Linked DNA regions of Homo sapiens: region 2 is linked to region 1. Evidence: chromatin loops called from intact Hi-C (ENCODE). Cell type or tissue: ovary. All regions are shown on one strand.

Region 1 (5,000 bases):
AGCCGCCCTCCCCAGGGCCCCTCCTGGGCTTTCACCTGCATCTCCAGGCTTTTGTCTACGCGGCCACCCTCCCCGGGGCCCCTCCTGGGCTTTCACTTGCGTCTCCGGGCTTTTGTCTACACGGCCACCCTCCCCGGGGCCCCTCCTGGCCTTTCACCTGTGTCTCCGGGCATTTGTCTACACGGCCGCCCTCCCCGGGGCCCCTCCTGGGCTTTCACCTGTGTCTCTGAGTGATTGTCTACACAGCTGCCCTCCCCGGGGCCCCTCCTGGGCTTTCACCTGCGTCTCTGGGTGATTTTCACCTGCATCTCTGAGCATTTGTCTACACGGCCGCCCTCCCCGGGGCCCCTCCTGGGCTTTCACCTGCGTCTCTGGGCTTTTGTCTACACAGCCGCCCTCCCCGGGGACCCTCCTGGGCTTTCACCTGCGTCTCTGGGTGATTTTCACCTGCGTCTCCAGGCGTTTGTCTTCACAGCCGCCCTCCCCAGGGCCCCTCGTGGGCTTTCACCTGTGTCTCCGGGCGTTTGTCTACACGGTGGGCAAGAGGGACCCACCAAGCAAGGGCGGCACCCACCCTGCTGGACGCAAGTCTTGGCCCTTTGCCCTGGCCCCTCAGTTTCTCATGGGAACCCCCTTTCTCAGCCTGGGGCAGGTGTGACTGGCTGCCAGGGCTCCAGGCTGAGGGCTGCAGGGGAGGGGGCTCCACTTACAGCCAGGGACTTTCTCTTCTTGCTCCTGTTTTCCCTGCACTCTCTCTGTGGCCTCTGACCCCGGCGTGGGTCATCCACCAGTGTCCCCATGGCCTCTCACCCTGGTGTGGGTCATCCACTGGTGTCCCTGTGGTCTCTGACCCTGGTGTGAGTCGTCCACCTGTGTCCCCATGGCCTTTGACCCTGGCGTGGGTCATCCACCTGTATTCCCGTGGCCTTTGACCCTGGCGTGGGTCATTCACCTGTATTCCCGTGGCCTTTGACCCTGGCGTGGGTCATCCACCGGTGTCCCCGTGGCCTGCGTCCATGCTCCAGCCGTGTCCCTCCAGGGCCTCCCGGTGTTGTGCACTGAGGTTTCCCAGCTGTGACTTTGCCACTTAAGGCAGAAACAGCTGTTGGGAAACACCTGAGTTCTTGAGCACCACCTCAGAACACCAGGCAGTTCTGCCTCCCCTGGCAGCCACCACGGTCGGCGCTGCTGCTGTACAGCTACACCTGCCACGGCAGCGCAGCCACCCAGGCCACGTAGAATGCTCCAGAGGCTGCCCAGTCTGTGATCCATGGCACAGATGTGGGGCCGCCCGCCTCCACCTGGTCCCGGCTCCAGCCCTCACTGATGTGTGATCCGGGGGTGAGGCTGCTGGCCTCTTGGTGCCTCCATGGGGACGGGTCTAGACCTGCCTCAGAGGCGGCTACAGGGATGGGAGGGATCCTCCACGAGAAGTGCTTGGAGGGTTCCCTGGACCCAGCAGACGCTCCAGAAACATGCGCTAAACGTTAACACAGGGGATGTGAGTCGGCACGAAGGTTTCAGATGTTCTGCTGTCTTCATGCTTCTTTCTCACAGTGTATGGCGCTGGTCTGTCAGGGGGCAGCAGGCGTGCCGGCCCAGCCCCTGCCCACACTTAGCTGCCGCCAACTTCTTGGAGCCAAGTCAGGCCAGACCCGCCCCGCCCTGACCCGCTGAGCGCATCCCGTCCCTCCACATCCCAGCTGCCCTCCTAAGGGGACGACGCAGGCTCAGACCCCAGGCCCAGCCCCCGGACCCCGTGAGGAGGAGGGTGAGGAGCACCCCCCAGCAGATGCCAAGTGCATGTGCTCAGCAGCACCAGCTCCGGCGAGCTTGGCTCCTGCACCAGGGCCTTCCTGGTGCTTCACACCCTGATCAGGGGAAACATGGATGCAGCATCCAGGGAACTTTCCAGAGGCTCATCCAATGAGTGGCAGGCTGGGAACCAAATAAGGAACTTCTGCCTCACCCGGCTCCCGCCCCCACGCACCCCCACCACTCATGTTCTTTTGCAAGAGGCCCTCCCTGCAGGGAGACATGGGGTCTCACCCCTCCCTGAGAAGCCCACAGGATTTGGGGCTTCAGTGGGAGTGACATCAGGTCTGGAGGGCGATGTGGCGTCTACCCGGGCCTCCTGGAACACAGTGCCCTCTGAGGTGACGCCCAGGCACCCCACGGAGAGGCCGGGAAGCCCGTTCCCCAGGACTCCAGCCCCTCCAACGCCTGAGTCTCCAGGAACCCGGGCTCACTCAGAACCATCTGCGGACCCGCGGGCTCCCGGACGCCTGGGAGTCAGGAGGAGCTGCCACCTGACCGCTGAATATTCTGACTGCCGCCTGCCCACGCCCGGGTGCGAGGGAGCCCAGCGGGAGGGAGACGTGCGCCCCCCATCCCGCCCCAGTGCAACCTGGACAAGCACATCCAAATCGCTGGAGGAAAGAGCAGGACGGGAGGGTTGGAGCCCACCCCAAACCCCTCTTTGCCTGAATGAGAACATGAAGACACACGGACAGAATTGCAGAGTTTAACAATCCAGCGACGGCTGCTCTCAGCAGGGGTTCCCAGTGCCAGCTGTGCCACACGCCAGGCAGCGGAAAAGCAAATTAGCCCTGGAGGTCTTCGCTCAGTGGCGGGTGCGAGGAAGCCCATCCCCCTCTCTTCTCGGCCCTCTGGCCCTGGCTGCATCCCGGCCTCTGGGTGTTCCTGCCTCGGGCCTCGCACAAGCCGTTCCGCGGCCTCCGTGTGGTGCTTCCCGGAAGCCAAGCCAGCCCCTGCCTGACCTACGGATCCCTGCCAAAGTCACGCTTCACAGAGGCCCCTGAGCCTCTCCCAGACCCCGGCGGGCTCCTGACATCTTTTCCGCTACCCGCTCCCGGCACATATGGGTCGGGTGTGCAGTGGGAAGCCCAGAGCCTGCTGTGTAGCAGAGAACCCAAAGCGTAGAGCCCAGAGGACCACTGTGCTGTGTCCACAGATCTGCAGTCTGGGCAGGGCGTGGCCGGGAGGGGCCTCTCTGCCCCGGTGGGGGTGGGGCCGCTGTAAACAGGGCTGGCCCTGGCTCTCTCCCTGCTGGGACCCCCGCAGTAAACAGGGCTGTCCCTGGCTCTCTCCCTGCTGGGGCCCCCGCTGTAAACAGGGCTGTCCCTGGCTCTCTCCCTGCTGGGGCCCCCGCTGTAAACAGGGCTGTCCCTGGCTCTCTCCCTGCTGGGGCCCCCGCTGTAAACAGGGCTGTCCCTGGCTCTCTCCCTGCTGGGACCCCCGCTGTAAACAGGGCTGGCGCTGGCTGTCTCCCTGCTGGGGCCCCTGCTGTAAACAGGGCTGGCCCTGGCTCTCTCCCTGCTGGGGGCCGGGGCCTCCTTTTCTCTCCAGGGCCTCTCCATGGGCTGCTTGGGCTTCATCCCAGAATGGCAGCTGCATTCTAGGAGCCCCAAGCAGAAGCTGCATCACCTGGAAGGTCTAGTTTCACTCCCACCGAAATCCCAAATCTCCCCAGTTTCACAGGGGACACAGACCCTTCCTTCTCAGGAGGGACCTCCTGCAGGAGAACCTGAGTGGTGGGGTGTTGCATTATCTTGAAAATCCAGAAGCTGCCACTCAATCACCTCTTGAAGAATGAATAAGCAAGTGAATGAACGAACTGGTGGAGAAGACGTCGAATAACCACCAGAGGAGGGGCCGTCCCTACAGGAGGAGGCTGGGCTGTCCAAGCCAAACTGGTCCCAATCCACTCATACACCTGCCTACTCACACATTCACCCACCCATCCAAACACACATCCACTCATCACCATCCACCCATCCATCAACCTATCTAGGCATTCACCTATCCACCCACCCACCCATCCACCCACCCACCCATTCATCCAATAACCCACCCACCCATCCATCCAATAACCCACCCACCCATCCATCCAATAACCCACCCATCCACCCATTCATCCACCAGCCAATCCATTCACCCACCCACCCATTCATCCACCAACCGATCCATTCATCCACCCACCCATCCAAACACACATCCACTCATCCACCATCCACCCATTCATCAACCCATCTAGGCATTCACCTATCCACCCAATAACCCACCCACCCATCCATCCAATAAGCCACCCATCCGCCCATTCATCCACCAACCAATCCATTCACCCACCCACCCATCCATCCATCTATCCACCCACCCACCCATTCATCCAATAACCCACCCACCCACCCATTCATCCAATAACCCACCCACCCACCCATTCATCCAATAACCCACCCATCCACCCATTCATCCACCAACCAATCCATTCATCCACACACCCATCCATCCATCTATCCACCCACCCATTCATCCAATAACCCACCCATCCACCCATTGATCCACCAACCAATCCATTCACCCACCCACCCACCCATTCATCCACCAACCGATCCATTCATCCACCCACCTACCCACCCATCCAAACACACATCCACTCATCCACCCTCCACCCATCCATCAACCCATCTAGGCATTCACCTATCCAACCATCCCCCCATCCACCCATTCATCCACCCACCCACCCATCCATCTATCCATCCACACGCCCATCATCCACCATCCATCCACCCATTTATCCATCTAGCCATTCACCCATACACCTACCCACCCACCTATCCACTCACCCATTCATCCACCCACCCATCCATCCATCTATCCATCCACACACCCATCCACCTGTCTACACACCCATCCATTCACCCACCCACCCACCCATTCATCCACCATCCACCCATCCATCAACCCACCTAGGCATTCACCTATACACCTACCACCCACCCACTTATCCACCCACCCATTCATCTAATAACCCATCCTGGACAACTGCTCCCTCCCAGGCAGAAAACCTGTGTTCTCATGGACCTTATATGTGGCCAGGGAGATGAAAGGTGTATGGAGGGCTCTGCCAACTGTGGGAGGGGGCAGACCTCTGAGGAGAGCTGATGTCCAGTGAGGGTCCCATCCCCAGCTGCCCAGGT
Region 2 (5,000 bases), 350 kb after region 1:
CACAAAGGCCTGCCGTCCAACTCCATGACCAATGTCCCTGTTGACACAGGTGGGGCTGCCCAGGCTACTGCTGTTGAGGGTCTGACAGAGGCTGAGGAGGAAGAGCTCAGGGCCCAGCTACCAAGACGGATGAGGAAACTGTCACTCTACACCAGTGCTGGCAGCCAAGGAGGGGGACTGTGGAGAGCTTGAGAGGAGGCTGGGCCTCTCTGCCTTGGAGGCTGAAACGGAACCCTCTCTAACGCCTATGTGAAGACTTCTGAGAAATGTGGAAGTGGAATGAGAAAGTGGCCCACCCGGATCTCTGCAAGACTCAGGAAATGCTCCCACAGCAAGACAGAAGACCTCAACCAAGACAGAGACCTCAGCGGCCCTGTCCATGGTGGGCTCTGCCATCAGTAGGAAGCTCGGAGACGTAAGGAAATTTGCAACTTTCAAGTCGTTTGAAGACCAAGTTGGGCCCATGAAGTCTAAGGTCGTGGGTGACAGAGAACAGCAAGGACAATCTCCCTTCCTCAGCAGGGAGGGGCGACGAGCCCGTCGGATCCCGCACCTCTCTAAGCCTGTGGTCGCTTACGCTCAGCTGCAGAGCACACACACACACCCTCAGCATCACAGCCGGAGCTCTGAGCAACAAAGCGGCCAGCCAGGACGCACACGCAGAGCCGGCTTTGAGAATAGTCCTGCCCATCCACAAGGAGACGTGGCTACCGCATCCACATGAATTTCAACAGTTGTGTACATAGTTATATACTAAAGTTTGTAGGTGAAACAGATAACTGTGCTGTCCTTCCTAGGGGTACAGGAAGTGGACAGGGCGGAGGATTTGAAATACTGAGCCAAAGCCCAGGCTCCCTTTAAGAATCACGTTAGTGGCCAGGCACGGTGGCTCACGCCCGTAATCCCAGCACTCTGGGAGGCCAAGGCGGGCCGATCACGAGGTCAGGAGATGGAGACCATCCTGGCTAACACGGTGAAACCCCATCTCTACTAAAAATACAAAAAAATTAGCCAGGCATGGTGGCGGGTGCCTGTAGTCCCAGCTACTCGGGAGGCTGAGGCAGGAGAATCAGTTGAACCCAGGAGGAGGAGCTTGCAGTGAGCCGAGATTGTGCCACTGCACTCCCACCTGGGAGACAGAGCAAGACTCTGTCTCAAAAAAAAAAAAAAAAAAAGAATCAGGTTAGCCCATCAGAATGTTGAAGCATTGAAGAGTCCTACGCATAAGTGGCATTTTTGACCTCCTCCTTCCCTAACTCACAGAAGGAATGCAATCACCCAGAAAGCCCTACCTGTTCCATGAGTTTTTATCTTGAAATGCTAAACAAGAAGTGTCCATTTCCTGCCCACAGAAAGTAAACTGAATATCAACAACTGCCCAATTGTTGTACTAATCTAGCTTTAATGAAAAGCAAATTCATTATTTTTTTTTAATGCAGTGGACTTTTCAAAAATCGAAATTAGGCAAAGCAGCTTTAGCCTCCTAGTGAGAGAATATTATTTCTTTGGACTCAAGCTGAAATTCAAGCCTCACATTACCTCATGCTTTATTTATCATAAACATATAAATGAGGGTTGCTCAATGGCTGTGAGTACTGTGTGGGATTTTACACCTGGCCTGTGTGACTGCCTGTTCCAGTTGGGGTGTTGGTTTCACTAACACGCTCCATCCCAGTGTATAAAACTTGCTTCTCTTCTCAAGCAGGGCAGCTCCCCTGGCTCCCTACTCTGCCCTGAAGGACTTTTGGGCTCCCAGGGGTGGGAGGGGCTAAGAGAAGGAAAAGCCTGTCTTTAGCACCCTTTAGAAGAGCTGTGCCCGCTTCCCAGTGCTGCCTTGCATGGGCCTGGCCCGGGGGGCACTCATCAGTGACTCCAACCCGCCTGCTGGCTGCACTTCAGATGAAATGACCCCACAGGTCAGGTGGAGGGTGGGGCATGGGCATCGGCCAGGATTGCTGTCACCTTTTCTCCGGAGCTACCAAGATCGTTCCTGTTTCTAAGCAGTCGCACCCCAGCAGCCTCTCTCTCTCCACAGCCCTGCGTGTCAGGCAGCCTCTCTCTCACACCACAGCCCTGCGTGTCAGGCAGCATCTCTCTCTCTCCACAGCCCTGCGTGTCAGGCAGCCTCTCTCTCTCTCCACAGCCCTGCGTGTCAGGCAGCCTCTCTCTCTCTCCACAGCCCTGCGTGTCAGGCAGCCTCTCTCTCTCTCCACAGCCCTGCGTGTCAGGCAGCATGGTTTGCAGGGGCAGCTCTGTGCCTCAGTGGCTCTTGGTAGGACACTGAGGGCCTGCCTGTGGTGTGCACAGCTCTGCCACTCCCGGGAGGGGAAGTGCTGCTCAGCTCAAGGTGTCCTGTTCGGCAGAGGAAATGTCCTCTGACAACCGTGTCCCCAGACAGTTCAGACACCCTCGGGGACAGCATCGCACACACGACGACAATGCAGGGGCCAGGGAACCCCAGCGCTCGGTGCCCTTTGTCCAGTGGGATGTGGTAAGAAGGCAGGTTGCAGGGGTGTAATTGATGTATCTTTTCCCCAAAGTTATTATACTAATGAGTAACTTGTCGATAAAGCATTCTTTTGGGGAAAGACTTTTAACCAATTAAATAAAGAAAGCGTGAGTGGAGGGTGTGCACGCACCATCTTGTCGGGGGTGTTGAGGTACAGGTCCACCACGTAACGGATACGCTTCTGCAGCATGGCCTCGTCGTCATCAGGGTACATCAGCCTCATGAAGTCAGGGTTCTCCAGGACGTCCAGAGTCAGCTGGCAGATGGAAGCCTGGTTCTCTTTGGCAGCAACATGCATCACGTTGTACCTGCACCCTTCCTGAAAGAGAACCGCATGCTCTGAGCTTCCTATCTGATGTGTGGACACGCCCTGTGCGAGTGCTGCGATGGAACGGCCGGGACCGCACACCTGCCCGAGGGAACCGCCGAGACCTACCTGCACGATAGTGGGGTTGTCTCCTGAGCCTATCAGATACCGGGGGTTGCTCCAGATAAGGTCAGAAAAGGTGTCCTCCTCTCCCTTCTCCACAGCTTTCCGAAGCTTGGCGGTGAGGTCCTGCGTGCGGGGATTTTTGTAACTGTTCGCTCGCTCTTTGTTGACTGTTTCTGATTCCGACAAGCACAAACCATCTGTCAGTAAGAGACAGAATTTAAGAACAATCAGTTTCACCAAAAGTCACTCATCACCCATGCACCCTCTGATGAGGGATAAGCAGCTTTCCACAGAGGCTTCTGGGCCAACTGGGAGGCACAGGTGAGAAAAGACGAGAAGGGCCCACGGCCACCGGCCCCAGCATGCAACGCAATCAATGGCAGCCAGCGTGCCCGTCAGCAGAGCAAGTGAGGGAGAGCAGCCAGACCCGGCCACAATCTCACTGGGGGCCCCAGCCTACAACGGCAGCCAGCGCGCCCCCATGAGCACAGCAAGTGGAAGAGCAGCCAGACCCTGCCACAATCTTGCTGGGAAAGGCTCTGTGAATGAGGCCAAGTTTGGTGAACTTTGTGTTTTTTCAGAGACAGGGTCTGGCTCTGTTACCCAGGCTGGAGTGTGGTGGCACGAATATAGCTCACTGCAGCCTCGACCTCCTGGGCTCAAGTGATCTCAGGCCCTCAAGTAGCTGGGACTACAGTTGTATGCCAACACGCCTGGCTTATATACATATATATATATATATATATATACACACGTATTTTTAGAGATGAGGTCTATGTTGCCCAGGCTGGTCTCAAACTCCTGGCTTCAAGGGATCCTTCTGCCTCAGCCCCCAAAAGTGTTGTAATTACAGGGACGAGTCACCACACCCGGCCAGTGAACTCTGAAAGCTCGGTCAGTAGGTGGAGGAGGAATAACGGCAGCAGCGGGCAAGGGAACACTCCCAGAAATCACGCAAGACCTTCGATGTGCACAGTGTGGCTGCAAAGGATTACAGGATTAAGGAGCCTGCCACCACGCCCAGCTGATTTTTTTGGGGGGGACGCAGTTTTGCTCTTTCGCCCAGGCTGGAGTGCAGTGGCGCGATCTCAGCTCACTGCAACCTCCGCCTTCCAGTTTCAAGCAATTCTCCTGCCTCAGCCTCCCAAGTAGCTGGGATTACAGGCACCTGCCACCACGGCCAGCTAATTTTCGTATTTTTAATAGAGACGGGGTTTCACCATGTAGGCCAGGCTGGTCTCAAACTCCTGACCTGAGATGATCCACCCGCCTCAGCCTCCCAAAGTGCTGGGATCACAGGCGTGAGCCACCTCGCCCGGCCTGATTTCTGTCTTAAGGTGATTTCCTTCTGAGGAATCCTCACAAATTGCAAAGAAGGAAATCCGTACCTGTTAGAAGCCACTCTGGTTTCCATCCAGGAAGCACCTGTATAAGGCTGACTGAGGGCAGGCGGATGACTGGAAGGAGAGGGCAACATTCCTCTGGAGTACCAGCCCGCCAGGGAAGCCCAGACAACTGTGAGCTGCGAGAGGGAGCAGGAACTGAGGCCAGATGAAAGGTAAAGGCGGAGGTTCTACCCCACACTGACCGTGAAGAGCCTCTTCACACAAAACCCTAGTTCTGAGCTGGGAGGTGGGCATGGGTCAGACTTCGGGCTGGACCGCTCCTACAGATAAGCCCGCCTTCTCCAGATGCCCTAGTCCTTGAAGTAGGTATAGCTTCAGGTGGGGAAGTAGACTGGTTTCAGGATCCAAAAAGGCGCAGGGGCTCACGCCTGTCATCCCAGCACTTTGGGAGGCTGAGATGGGAGGATCACTTGATGCCAGCAATTCAACCAGCCTTGGCAACATGGCAAGACCCTGTCTCCATAAAAAAAGTTTAAATTCTAGCCTGGCCAACATGGTGGCTAAAAATACAAACATTAGCCGGGTGTGGCAGTGTGCACCTGTAATCCCAGCTACTCGGGAGGCTGAGGCAGGAGAATCGCTTGAACCCGGGAGGTGGAGCTTGCAGTGAGCCAAGATCGCACCACTGCACTCCAGCCTGGGCGACAGAGCA

The links. Peaks named below come from ENCODE experiments on the same cell type or tissue, not always from the same donor. Only the 100,000 strongest peaks of a DNase experiment are listed, where the experiment ranks them.
Region 2: it touches region 1 in a loop (6-fold over the local background); 1 of 110 quality-filtered maps calls a loop at or near these places.

What each region holds. Positions count from the first base shown.
Region 1 is chr12:132,397,555-132,402,554 of GRCh38, forward strand. No RefSeq gene overlaps it. Among named protein-coding and RNA genes, the nearest start is that of GALNT9, 70 kb to the left of the region's middle. In ovary, no CTCF peak of the experiment used is centred here; DNase peaks (open chromatin) are centred at 1,237, 2,497 and 2,716.
Region 2 is chr12:132,745,193-132,750,192 of GRCh38, forward strand. ANKLE2 (ankyrin repeat and LEM domain containing 2) reads right to left here. Exons shown (of 13, transcript NM_015114.3): 4 at 2,946-3,139; 5 at 2,640-2,828. It also overlaps the pseudogene LOC100419935. Among named protein-coding and RNA genes, the nearest start is that of ANKLE2, 14 kb to the right of the region's middle. In ovary, no CTCF peak of the experiment used is centred here; no DNase peak of the experiment used is centred here.